3 separate regions of the Homo sapiens genome follow, and all the other regions are linked to region 1. A link is a contact called in ENCODE Hi-C or POLR2A ChIA-PET data. All regions are on one chromosome and are shown on one strand. The core of a region is the stretch at or near the end of the contact, and the rest is flanking DNA. Distances in the headings are between cores, read along the strand shown.

Evidence for each region. Hi-C counts contacts between places; a loop is a spot of excess contacts on that map. ChIA-PET counts read pairs that join two places held with the same protein, here RNA polymerase II (POLR2A). Pooled maps may share reads with other maps.
Region 2: a pooled map shows a loop between it and region 1 (9-fold over the local background). The contact joins the enhancer-like site here to the promoter of SUB1 in region 1. A Hi-C loop is called at or near these places in 4 of 50 pooled maps. POLR2A ChIA-PET finds 5 or more read pairs at or near these places in 3 of 52 experiments (K562, OCI-LY7 and activated T-cell).
Region 3: a loop to region 1 is called in a map with no recorded cell type, with 8 times the contacts of the local background. The contact joins the enhancer-like site here to the promoter of SUB1 in region 1. A Hi-C loop is called at or near these places in 7 of 37 single-sample maps with no recorded cell type and 3 of 50 pooled maps. POLR2A ChIA-PET finds 5 or more read pairs at or near these places in 1 of 52 experiments (activated CD4-positive, alpha-beta T cell).

The regions. Positions count from the first base shown.
Region 1 is chr5:32,584,047-32,587,265 of GRCh38, reverse strand. It overlaps SUB1 (SUB1 regulator of transcription), which reads right to left and starts at 1,709. Exons shown (of 5, transcript NM_006713.4): 1 at 1,641-1,709. RefSeq lists silencers at 1,126-1,395, 1,436-1,535.
Region 2 is chr5:32,018,747-32,022,068 of GRCh38, reverse strand. All of the region lies in intron 6 of PDZD2 (PDZ domain containing 2), which reads right to left. Among named protein-coding and RNA genes, the nearest start is that of MIR4279, 84 kb to the right of the region's middle. RefSeq lists enhancers at 1,545-1,654, 1,675-1,724. Within about 2 kb of position 1,673, at least 7 of the 41 ENCODE cell types and tissues checked have a DNase peak (open chromatin) inside an H3K27ac peak, as active enhancers do; they include OCI-LY7, where a contact is called at or near this core.
Region 3 is chr5:31,989,372-31,992,976 of GRCh38, reverse strand. The region is part of intron 3 of PDZD2 (PDZ domain containing 2); the gene reads right to left. Among named protein-coding and RNA genes, the nearest start is that of MIR4279, 55 kb to the right of the region's middle. Within about 2 kb of position 2,096, at least 2 of the 41 ENCODE cell types and tissues checked have a DNase peak (open chromatin) inside an H3K27ac peak, as active enhancers do.

The DNA.
Region 1 (3,219 bases), core at 460-2,959:
TATCTTTTGCTCTCCCCATCTCAGAAGAGATTAGGTCCTATTAACCCATTTATGCCAGAGGTTGCAATTTTTTGAATTTATGCAAGCAGACCTTGGCGATGATCTTGAGCAGTAGCACATAAATAACTCCCACATGCTTAGCGTTCCAATAATGGAACACTAGGCATAAATTAGCTAATTTCTGTATGCGTTAAAGGGCCTAATAAACACATCACACACTGTATTTGTTTAATACAAGAAAAAAAGACTTAAAATTCCTCCTTAAAAAAAAATCATAAATAATCTAGCTCTCTAGATGAAACTTGCATTAGCACTGACATTGCATATGTTCCAAAATAGGAGGTCAAGGAAAAAGAAGTGGGCCACCCCAATCCTAGCCATTAAATTCAAAAAGCTCAATCTGATTTTAACTGGTAATGTCTTCAAGGGTAAATTCAGAAGGGAAAAGCAATGTTCATGACCACGTTTTATCCGTTTTTCCTGTTTCTGCTCCATTTTGCAACCTCATCTCTAAAATCAATTTAGTTAAGTTTTTTATGCTAATTAATACGACAAAAAGATATTTTTTAAAAAGGTAATTAAATTGAACATAATTTTTCACTTTGAAACTGTCGATCATAACTACCGTCTGTTATCAAAAACTGCCTGGGGGCCTAAGAATTTTTCAAAGAACCACCTGGTACTCAACCCAAAGAAGTCCACTGGAGAAGAAAGGTAACGGTAACTAAAACCAGCCTCTAAACTTTTAACAAATATATATTTACCTTAATGAGCCTGTTCCAATGTGGGGGTGGGGGGAGAAGCAGCTTGTAATTCAAGTAACTGATACTGAAACCACTATTGTAGAATTTATACAAAACGCAACTTTAAAAAGAGAAACGAAATCTTCAGCCTTTGCTGATTGAGGGAAAGATCAGAAAAAAACGAGGTGAAAATGAACCAGGACTGAAGGGCACACGACTTCGGTATAACAGGAAGGTGACAAGCACAAGACCAGGGAAGGGGTCGCGCGGCCCCAGCAAGCCGCTAGAACCCCGTGGCTAGCAGCCGCTCGGGCGAGGGGAGACAGGTTGGTCGGAGGGGGCGTGGGAGGCGGCGAAGTGCGGAGAAGACGGCGTGGGAAGGGGCGGGATTTGCACCAAGCGCCATTTTCTTCTCTCGAAGCGTTCCCTCCCCCTGCACATCAGCCGTTCTTCCCCCGGCCCCCTCCCGCCCGCATCCGCTCTCCCAGTCTCCAGAGCGCCCCGCTCAGGGCGAGGGGCGGGGGAAGAGTAGGTAACCGCACGCGCCCCACCTAGGCAGGCCGCCGCCGCATTGTCCCGGGGACGCCGCGACTCTCTCCCCGCGACTCCTCACTCCCCGGCCGCCCTCAATCTACCGCCCCGGGCCGCAGCGCCCGCCGCCTCGACTCGGCTCCCCGGGGACAGGAGTCTACCGCGGAAGGGCCCACAGCGCGTCAGGCGTGGAGTCAGAAACGGAGAAGGGGGCCGGGGACGCCGAGGGGAAGGGGGAGGTAAGGCAGAGCCGCCATTTCCCGCGGCCATTGCCGGCGAGAGGAGTGGAGGGCCGAAGGCAGCTCACGGCCCGGCTGGGAGGGTGGGGGCCCCGAGGAGTAGGGGTAGGGGGTCCCGCGCACTCACGCTTCGCTCGGCTCTAGCAGTCGAACACCCTCTTGGTCGTTCGCTCGCGACTGACAGAGAACCGGAAGTGACGGCAGCCAGGAGACGCCGGCCCCGCCGCGCTGGGGCTGCGGTCACGTGATGGGGCGTGGCCTCCCCACAGAAACCAACACTTAGACCCTTTCCAGGGCCTTAAAGGGACCGCGTCTCTTCCTAAATGGGTGACGCGAAAGTCAGATGTTGGAAGATTACATCTGACCCTTGAGAGAATGAAAGAGCTAATATCCTTCCTGTAGGAGATAGCTTAAAAAAAAATTAAAAAAAAGGAAAACGCCAATAAAACATGAGTGACAAGCGCCAAGCTTTGCGTTTGTTCAATAAATGTTTACTCTAATGAAGCGAAGGGGTCATAATGAAAAAGATCAATACTCTGGCCCATTTTCCCAGAAATGGTCTTCCTACCCCACTTCACCCACCTCAATACATGCCTCTGCCTCCTAAAATCCAAAGGAAGGAAGCTAAAGTCACAGCGTTTAATTCCAGAAAGTGCAAGAAATCTTTGGAGTACTCCTTATTCCTGTATTGAAGTCCTGGAGATGTAAGGGAGTTCACAGAAGGCAAGAGGAATCCATATACAAGCAGGAATATAGCTAAAAGATTATTTGAATATGTATTTGAATGAATACTTCCTACAGCTAAGAATCAATATAAAGGCATATCTATTAACAAAGATTTATCAAGCACCCACTACGTGTCAGACGCTGCAGGAGGCAATTTACATTACTCATCCTAACAAGCATGTTCCAAAGCAGAAATGACTGTTCTCTCCATTTTATAGACGAGGAAACCAAAGTTAACGCCCTATGGAGAGGATATTTCCTGTTACAGCTGAAGCGTGAATTGTCCTTATGTTCTCTCCCTCCAGACCCTATTTTCCTGCCTCAGGTAGAGGAATGGTATGGGATTTTACAAAGTAGAGGATGGAATCCTGTCGAAGCTCAGAATTGCACATCGGAGATGCCACAGAGGCTAAGGAAGGGCAGTGGGTTGCAGAAAGGGAGGAGTGTTTGGATCTACATATGGAGCAGTTAGACCTGTGGTTCCCACCCATCCCACCCTTATAGGAGAAGAGAGTTATATATTCCCTGCAAACATTAAAGCTGGGAGCGGAATGTGTAATGGGGTTGAGACGCAAAGAACACAGCGGATGGAATCAAAGTCTGAACACTAAACGTGAAAGCATCCCCCACACGTCCCTTTCTAGAATTACCTGACTTTTAAAGGATTAAATGCTGACAAAAATACAAACTAATCCCTTAGTTTGTTGTGAAACTCTCCATCATAATGAAATAAAAGAAGCCATGAAAATAAACACTGACATCAGGCGCGGTGGCTCACCCCTGTAATCCGAGCACTTTGGGAGGCCGAGGCGGGTGGATCGCCTGAGGTCAGGAGTTCGAGACCAGCCTGACAAATATGGTGAAACCCCGTCTCTACTAAAAACACAAAAATTAGGCGGGCGTGGTGGCGTGTGCCCAGCTACTCAGGAGGGTAAGACAGGAGAATCATATGAACCTGGGAAGTGGAGGTTGCAGTGAGC
Region 2 (3,322 bases), core at 424-2,923, 570 kb after region 1:
CAAAGCACCCAGCACAGTGCTGAGTGTGGACGGAGATGTCAGGCTGGCCGTCATCCAGCATTGATTCGTACAATGCCTTGGTTGTGGGCACCTGCAGGGTCATGTTATGAACTACTGCAGTTGTATCTGGTATCAGCAGGAAGAGTGCTAGGAAGAATTCCAGATGTCTGCCCCAGGAGCTAAAGAGGAGGGGTAAGTGGGTGACACAAAGGCCACCTTTTTTGCTACTCATAGCTTAAAAGATAATTCCACAGATATTTACTAAGTAGATATATTTGTTTCAAGGGGAAATAAATTTGAATATCCAAACAAAAGCTTTACCAACAAATTTTGGAAAACACCTGCCCATTAACAAACCGGGAGCTGACGTTCTGATTTTAAGTGCTAAAATGTGAGAAACAGGTAAGACTGGCAATCAGAGAAAGGAGAGACTACTGAAGGCGTGGAGGAGTTAGAAAGTCTCTGTCAGGAGGCCAGATGCGGTGGCTCATGCCTATAATCCCAGCACTTTGGGGGGCTGAGGCAGGTGGATCACTTGAGGTCAGGAATTAAAGACCAGCCTGGCCAACATGGTGAAACCCCATCTCTACTAAAAAATACAAAAATCACCCAGGCATGGTGGCAGGTGCCTGTAATCCCAGCTACTCGGGAGGCTGAGGCATGAGAATTGCTTGAAATCAGGAGGCTGAGACAAGAGAATTGCTTAAACCCGGGAGGCAGAGGTTGCAGTGAGCCGAGATCATGCCACAGCACTCCAGCCTGGGTGACAGAGCGAGGCTGTCTCAAAAACAACAACAATTAAAAAAAAAATCAAGGCAAGCAAACAGTAACGGTAGGGGGTGGGGTGAGGAGTTTGTCCTAAATCGCTCCATTTCTTTGTGAAATTTCTGCCCTGGATTCCACAGGGGAACTTCTGACCTCTTGTATTTTGCTTTATTTCTCAGGCTGTGTGCTACCATGTTGCATAAGATGTGGCTAAAAAGAGGAAAATGTAAAAAAAAAAAAAAAAAATTCCAAGTCTTCAATGCACATGAAGTCTTTAAGTAAGGTGGGGTTTTTTTCCCCCCGGCACCCAATGCCCATTTATCTAACTCATCTATGCATCGTCGAAGATCATTTTGTTGGCCAGGTGCAGTGGCTCACTCCTGTAATCCCAGCACTTTGGGAGGCTGAGGTGGGCAGATCACTTGAGGTTAGGAGTTCAAGACCAGCCTGGCCAACATGGTGAAACACTGTTTCTACTAAAAATACAAAAAATTAGCCAGGAATGGTGGTGTGCACCTATAGTCCCAGCTACTTGGGAGGCTGAGGCAGGAGAATCGCTTGAACCTGGGAGGCAGAGGTTGCAGTGAGCCGAGATCGCGCCACTGCACTCCAGCCTGGGTGACAGTGAGACTCTGTCTCAAAAAAAAAAGAAAAAAAAAAAGATCATTTTGTCATTTGCCTATAATCCAGCACAATAACTGAAACTGAAACTAAGTGAGGATCTCCTGTTCCTCTTAAGAGTAAGATTCTGACAGTGCAGCAACATTATCTACATTACAGTCTCAGAAGACACATCTCAAGGATTTTTGTTACCTTAGAGGCTCAGCGAAGCTCATAAACAGAGTTATCCTGAGATACATGATGCAAAAATGAGCCACGTTACCCTGTTCCCACTTCGTGTGGTTATTGCCATAATTTTGTCTATGGCAGAAGAAATTTTTATTTCAGTTTCATTTCTGAACAGCCATCTTCCTTTGAGTCTTAATATATTCTATTTTGGCTGGGCATGGTGGTGGCTCACGCCTGTAATCCCAGCACTTTGGGAGGTCAAGGCAGGCGGATCACGAGGTCAGGAGTTTGAGACCAGCTTGGTCAACATGGTGAAACCTTGTCTCCACTAAAAATACAAAAATTAGCTAGGCATGGAGGTGGAGGTTGCAGTGAGCTGAGATTGTGCCACTGTACTCCAGTCTGGGTGACAGAGGATGACTCTGTCTCAAAAAAAAAAAATTAAATTAAAAAAATATATATATATGTGTGTATATATATATATTCTACTTTACATTTCAGCTTGTGGACCACAGACATAAACCCCTTAAGGACATATAAACTGAAATTAACCAAATAGGAGTGGTACAAATAAGAGGAAAATTTGGAACAGGGGTGAGAAGCCTTCTTGGAACACTAATGAAATGCGCAAAGACAGGAAGAAACTTACCTCCCGTGAGAAAGTCATTACATGACTTCTACATATTATGTTCATAAAAGAAATTAACTTCAGGGCCAAGAAACTTTATTATATGCTCCAATGATTCATATTTTATTTTCATTGAAATCTGAAAGAATTTTTCAAATCCAAAGAACGATAATAAAGTTGATTGCATACTAAGGAAATTTTTTTAACTGTATTTCCTAATGCTCCATGCTATGATGTCAGTCTTTCTAGGCTGAGAAGCCATCAAGCACGCCTAACGTAGACATAAAACAAAACAATCTAAAACACGGTAAGACCTACATACATTCTACTATTTTCCTTCCACACCCCAAGGGATCATCTGGCTTCTCCTCTGGGTGTGCCTATTCTATTATGGAGACCACTGCTCTTTGAGGATCCATGTGAAATACAATATTTGCTTTTCTGGCTGGGAAACGTGGCTCACGCCTGCAATCCCAGTACTTTGGGAGGCTGAGACGGGAGGATTGCTTGAGCCCAGGAGTTTGAGACCAGCCTAGAAAACATAGGGAGACCCCGTCTCTACAAAATATACAAAGAAATTAGCTGGGCATGGTGGCATGCAACTGTAATCCTAGCTACTCAGGAGGCTGAGGTGGGAGGATCTCTTGAGCCCAGGAAGTCAAGGCTGCAGTGAGCCATAATTGTGCCATTGCACTCCAGACTGGGCAACAGAGTGAGACCCTGTCTCAAAAAAAAAAAAAAAAAAAAGCTTTTCTATGCAAATGACATGAGCTGTTTACTTAGAGAACTGCAAACTCCTTAGATAAAAATGCAGCAAGGCCAGGTAGCCAGTTGGAACAGGCCCCTGAGAGTGTGCCACAGGATTCAAACTTCAGCAGTTTTCCAGGCAATTCATCTCGCCCAAGTAACTACTCTTATCTCCTTTCTTCCTCCACCCACTTAAATAATCACTTCATCTTCTTAAATATAAAACCAAACCAAACAAAAACCACCCCCAAATGTAAATCTTATTTTCTCAGACCAGCAATCATTGCAGTCTCGTCTTTCCTATCTTGCTCTGGCAATCCGACATAAGGCATTGAGTTTCAAGCAACCTTTTATACGTCCTGTGCCAGCTGAAGTGTTGCTTAAGGAACGTCT
Region 3 (3,605 bases), core at 847-3,346, 590 kb after region 1:
CTGACTGGATGTTGTCCTGGCTTTCTGGGCCTCCCACGCCAGCATAGGGAGCAGCCCTGTGGCGGCCTCACGGCACACGCGAGAGTAGGATGGTGGCTTTTTTTTTTTTTTTCCATGGAAGAGGCACACTTGAGAGAAGGATGCTGGCTGTTTTTTTCCGTGGAAGATATGCTCTGGCTGCTGGGGTCTAGAAGATGAGTGTTTCTTCCTCCCCCAGGACAGAAAAGCTGTGAACCTCTTTCCCAAGAGCAACAAGGACCATTCTTAGAGTCCAGAAATAAGAAAATCTATTTGGGTTTTAGCGCAAATTAGTAAAAACCTATCCATCCCCCTTACTAGTTTACACCACCATTCTTTTCTCCTTTTCCCCTCCTCTTTGTTAAACAAAACATGTAAGTATGGTTAACAAAGGATGTGACAATACTAGGTACATTCCTTTCTAATTTTTAAATACTTTTAGAAGTAGGACATGTGACAAGAAACATGCAAAACGATGTTCATGGGAATACAATATCAGCTCAAATGTATATATATATATACTGACAGAAGAGTTCAAGACACTTTCCATCAAGAGCACCCACATTTCCACTCCACTTGCCTGCCCCCAGCCCCAAACCACAAAACTCGTTAAAAATAAAGTCATGCAAAACACTTAACAAATAAAACTGGCTTCAGAGGGCAGAAATCACTAATCTGTAATACAGCCCCCAACTACACTACTCAAGAAACAGACCTTCTTTTTCACTTTTATCCGATAACATAATTTTTTTTTAATTGAAAGTAGGAGATAGGAGGGGAGTGTCCAAAGAAATTAATGCAAGTTTCCTCACCTTGGAATTTCTGATCATCTAATGAAGGGAGTTCAGAGGACTACAAAGGAAGACACAAGCAACAAGAAGTAAATGTTAGCAGTTTTTTTTGTTGTTGTTTTGTTTTTTTCTTTCGAGACAGGGTCTCACTCTGTCACCTAGGCTGAAGTGCAATGGCACAATCTTGGCTCACTGCAACCTCTGCCTCCTGGGTTCAAGTGATTCTCCTGCCTCAGCCTCCCGAGTAGCTGGGATTACAGGTGCACACCACCACATCCACTCAGCTAATTTTTGTATTATTAGCAGAGACAAGGTTTCACCATATTGGCCAGGCTGGTCTTGAACTCCTGACCACTGGTGATCTGCCCACCTCGGCCTCCCAAAGTGCTGAGATTACAGGCGTGAGCCACCGTGCCGGGCCCACAATTGTCAGTTTTAAAGGTATTTGCCTACAGCAACGTTCAGTAAAAAATAAATCAGTGTCTGATATTTACTAGGCTAAAACTTGTACTGGCCAAAATCTAACAGGCCAACTTAAATATAACGATATTAAGGATATTTCCAACTGCCTCCTTAACAATTCCACTTGGGTATCTGATATACACCTTAGTACAATCAAAACTGGACTTTTTTCCTCTCTTACTCCTGGCTTTCCCATCTCAATGCAAACAGCATTATCCTCTACTCAGGCTAAAGATGATCCACAAGCCAAAAGTCCGTGAAGTATCTTTGATTCCTTCTGTTTAATCTCCCACATCTGAACCACGAGCACCATCTGTAGAGTCTACTTCCGAAATAGATGCCAGATCCACCGACTTTGGCCTTCTCCTCTCCCTAACCTCCCCCGTCAAAGTGACCAGCATCTTTAGCTTGGGTGACCACAATAGCCTCCAGTTTGGTCTCCCTTTTAAATTTCACCTCCTACAATCCATTATCCTCCATCAAACATCCAAGGGGAAGGTTTAAAAAACATAGGCTGTGATGCACTCAGCATAAGCCCTCCAACAACTTCCCACAGGACCGAGAATAAGGTTCAAACTCCAAGGTGGCATATGCGAACCTCTGTAACCAGCCCTGCCCACACCTCCTGAATCATCTCCTGGTGCCCAGTGTCTTTCTCATGGAACACTCTGTCATTCCTGCCTGAGGGCAGATGCTTTGCTGGTTCTTCCCTGGGAACATTCTGCCCCGGATTATGCAGGGCTGCCCTTTTCTGACACTCAATCCTCAGCTCAAACATCGCCTCTTTACTGAGATCTTCCTGCTCTGACACCCAACATCAACCAGCCCCCTGCCCATGACACTGCCCGGCCAGCTTTCACTTCACCCTGTTTTATTTCATTGACTCATCAGCTTCTGACACTGTGATTTGTGGATTTGCTTATTTATTGTTTGTGGTATGCTATAAATGCTGTGAGATAAGAACCTTGTCTGTCTTGTTTACCAACTAGTTCTCTAGCAATTAGAACAGTGTCTACCACATTATAATATCCCATAAATAGCACTGAATGAACAAATATAGAATGTTTATCCGCTAATCTTACAGTTCCATGATGGTCCTTGCGACTGAGGTTAAGAAGCTCACACAGATGGGAGATCTGTCTGTTTGCCAGTGTTCATTGTGTGAACCCTGGTCCAGTTGGAGAGACCGAGTTCTGCAACAGACCCTGTCTAGACAGATGGTTTGGGCATTTGTTTTCTTTTACATTAGCTTAAAGGGCAACAAGACTTTGTCAGCCTATTGAGAAAAAGCCAAACCCTGAAAAACTGGATGCTATGGACTTCTGCACTAATGTTGTTGGAGTGTTACCCTTTCCTGTAAACTGCCAATTACTGCGTGAGTTCACACATGTATCCCTTCACTGAAGCCAACGAAGGGATTTATTTACCAAAACAGGAGCGGTACATTAAAGGGAGCTGTCTCACAGCATTTAAATGACCTCATTACTGCTGGAACCAAAAATAAAACTTTATAACAGCAACTTTGCCCCATATGTGAGAAGACACAATCCAACCAGAATCTTGCTGCCGTAAATACTCCGGCGCTAGTTGCAAACCTTTTCTGAAACCGTTTGCTTACCCCTTCTTATTCAGAATGATCAGTAAGAAATGGGTGAGCATAATGTCAGAGCTGGAAGTCCCTTAGTCATCAGACCAAAATGCTCAGTTTATAGGTGAGAAAACAGAAGGCCAGAGAAAGGCCGCAGCAACCTGAAGGCCACAGTGCTGGGGATGGCAGAACTGAGGCAGGAACTTCAGGGTCCCATCTCCCAGGACTAGTATTCTTGGGGCCTTGATTAATAAATACCTACAAGGCACTGAGCTAAGACGGGAAACAAAGACAAAGAAGGCCCCGCCCTGCACTATTCACAATAGCAAAGATACAGAATCAACCTAAGTGTCTATCAATGGCTGACTGGATAAAGAAAATGTGGTATACACCAGGCCAGGTGTGGTGGCTCATGCCTGTAATCCCGGCACTTTGGGAGGCCGAGGCAGGCAGATCACTAGAGGTCAGGAGCTCGAGGCCAGCCTGGCCAACATGGTAAAACCCCCTCTCTACTAAAAATACAAAAAATTAGCTGGACATGGTGGCGTGTGCCTATAGTCCCAGCTATTTGGGAGGCTGAGGCAGGAGAATTGCTTGAACCCAGGAGGCAGAGGCTGCAGCGAGCCAAGATCGCGCCACTGCACTCCAGCCTGGGTGACGGAGTGAGACTTCGTCTCAAAAAAAAAAAAAAAAAAAGAAAAGAAAATGTGGTATATACCACAGAATACTCCTCAGCCATAAAACAG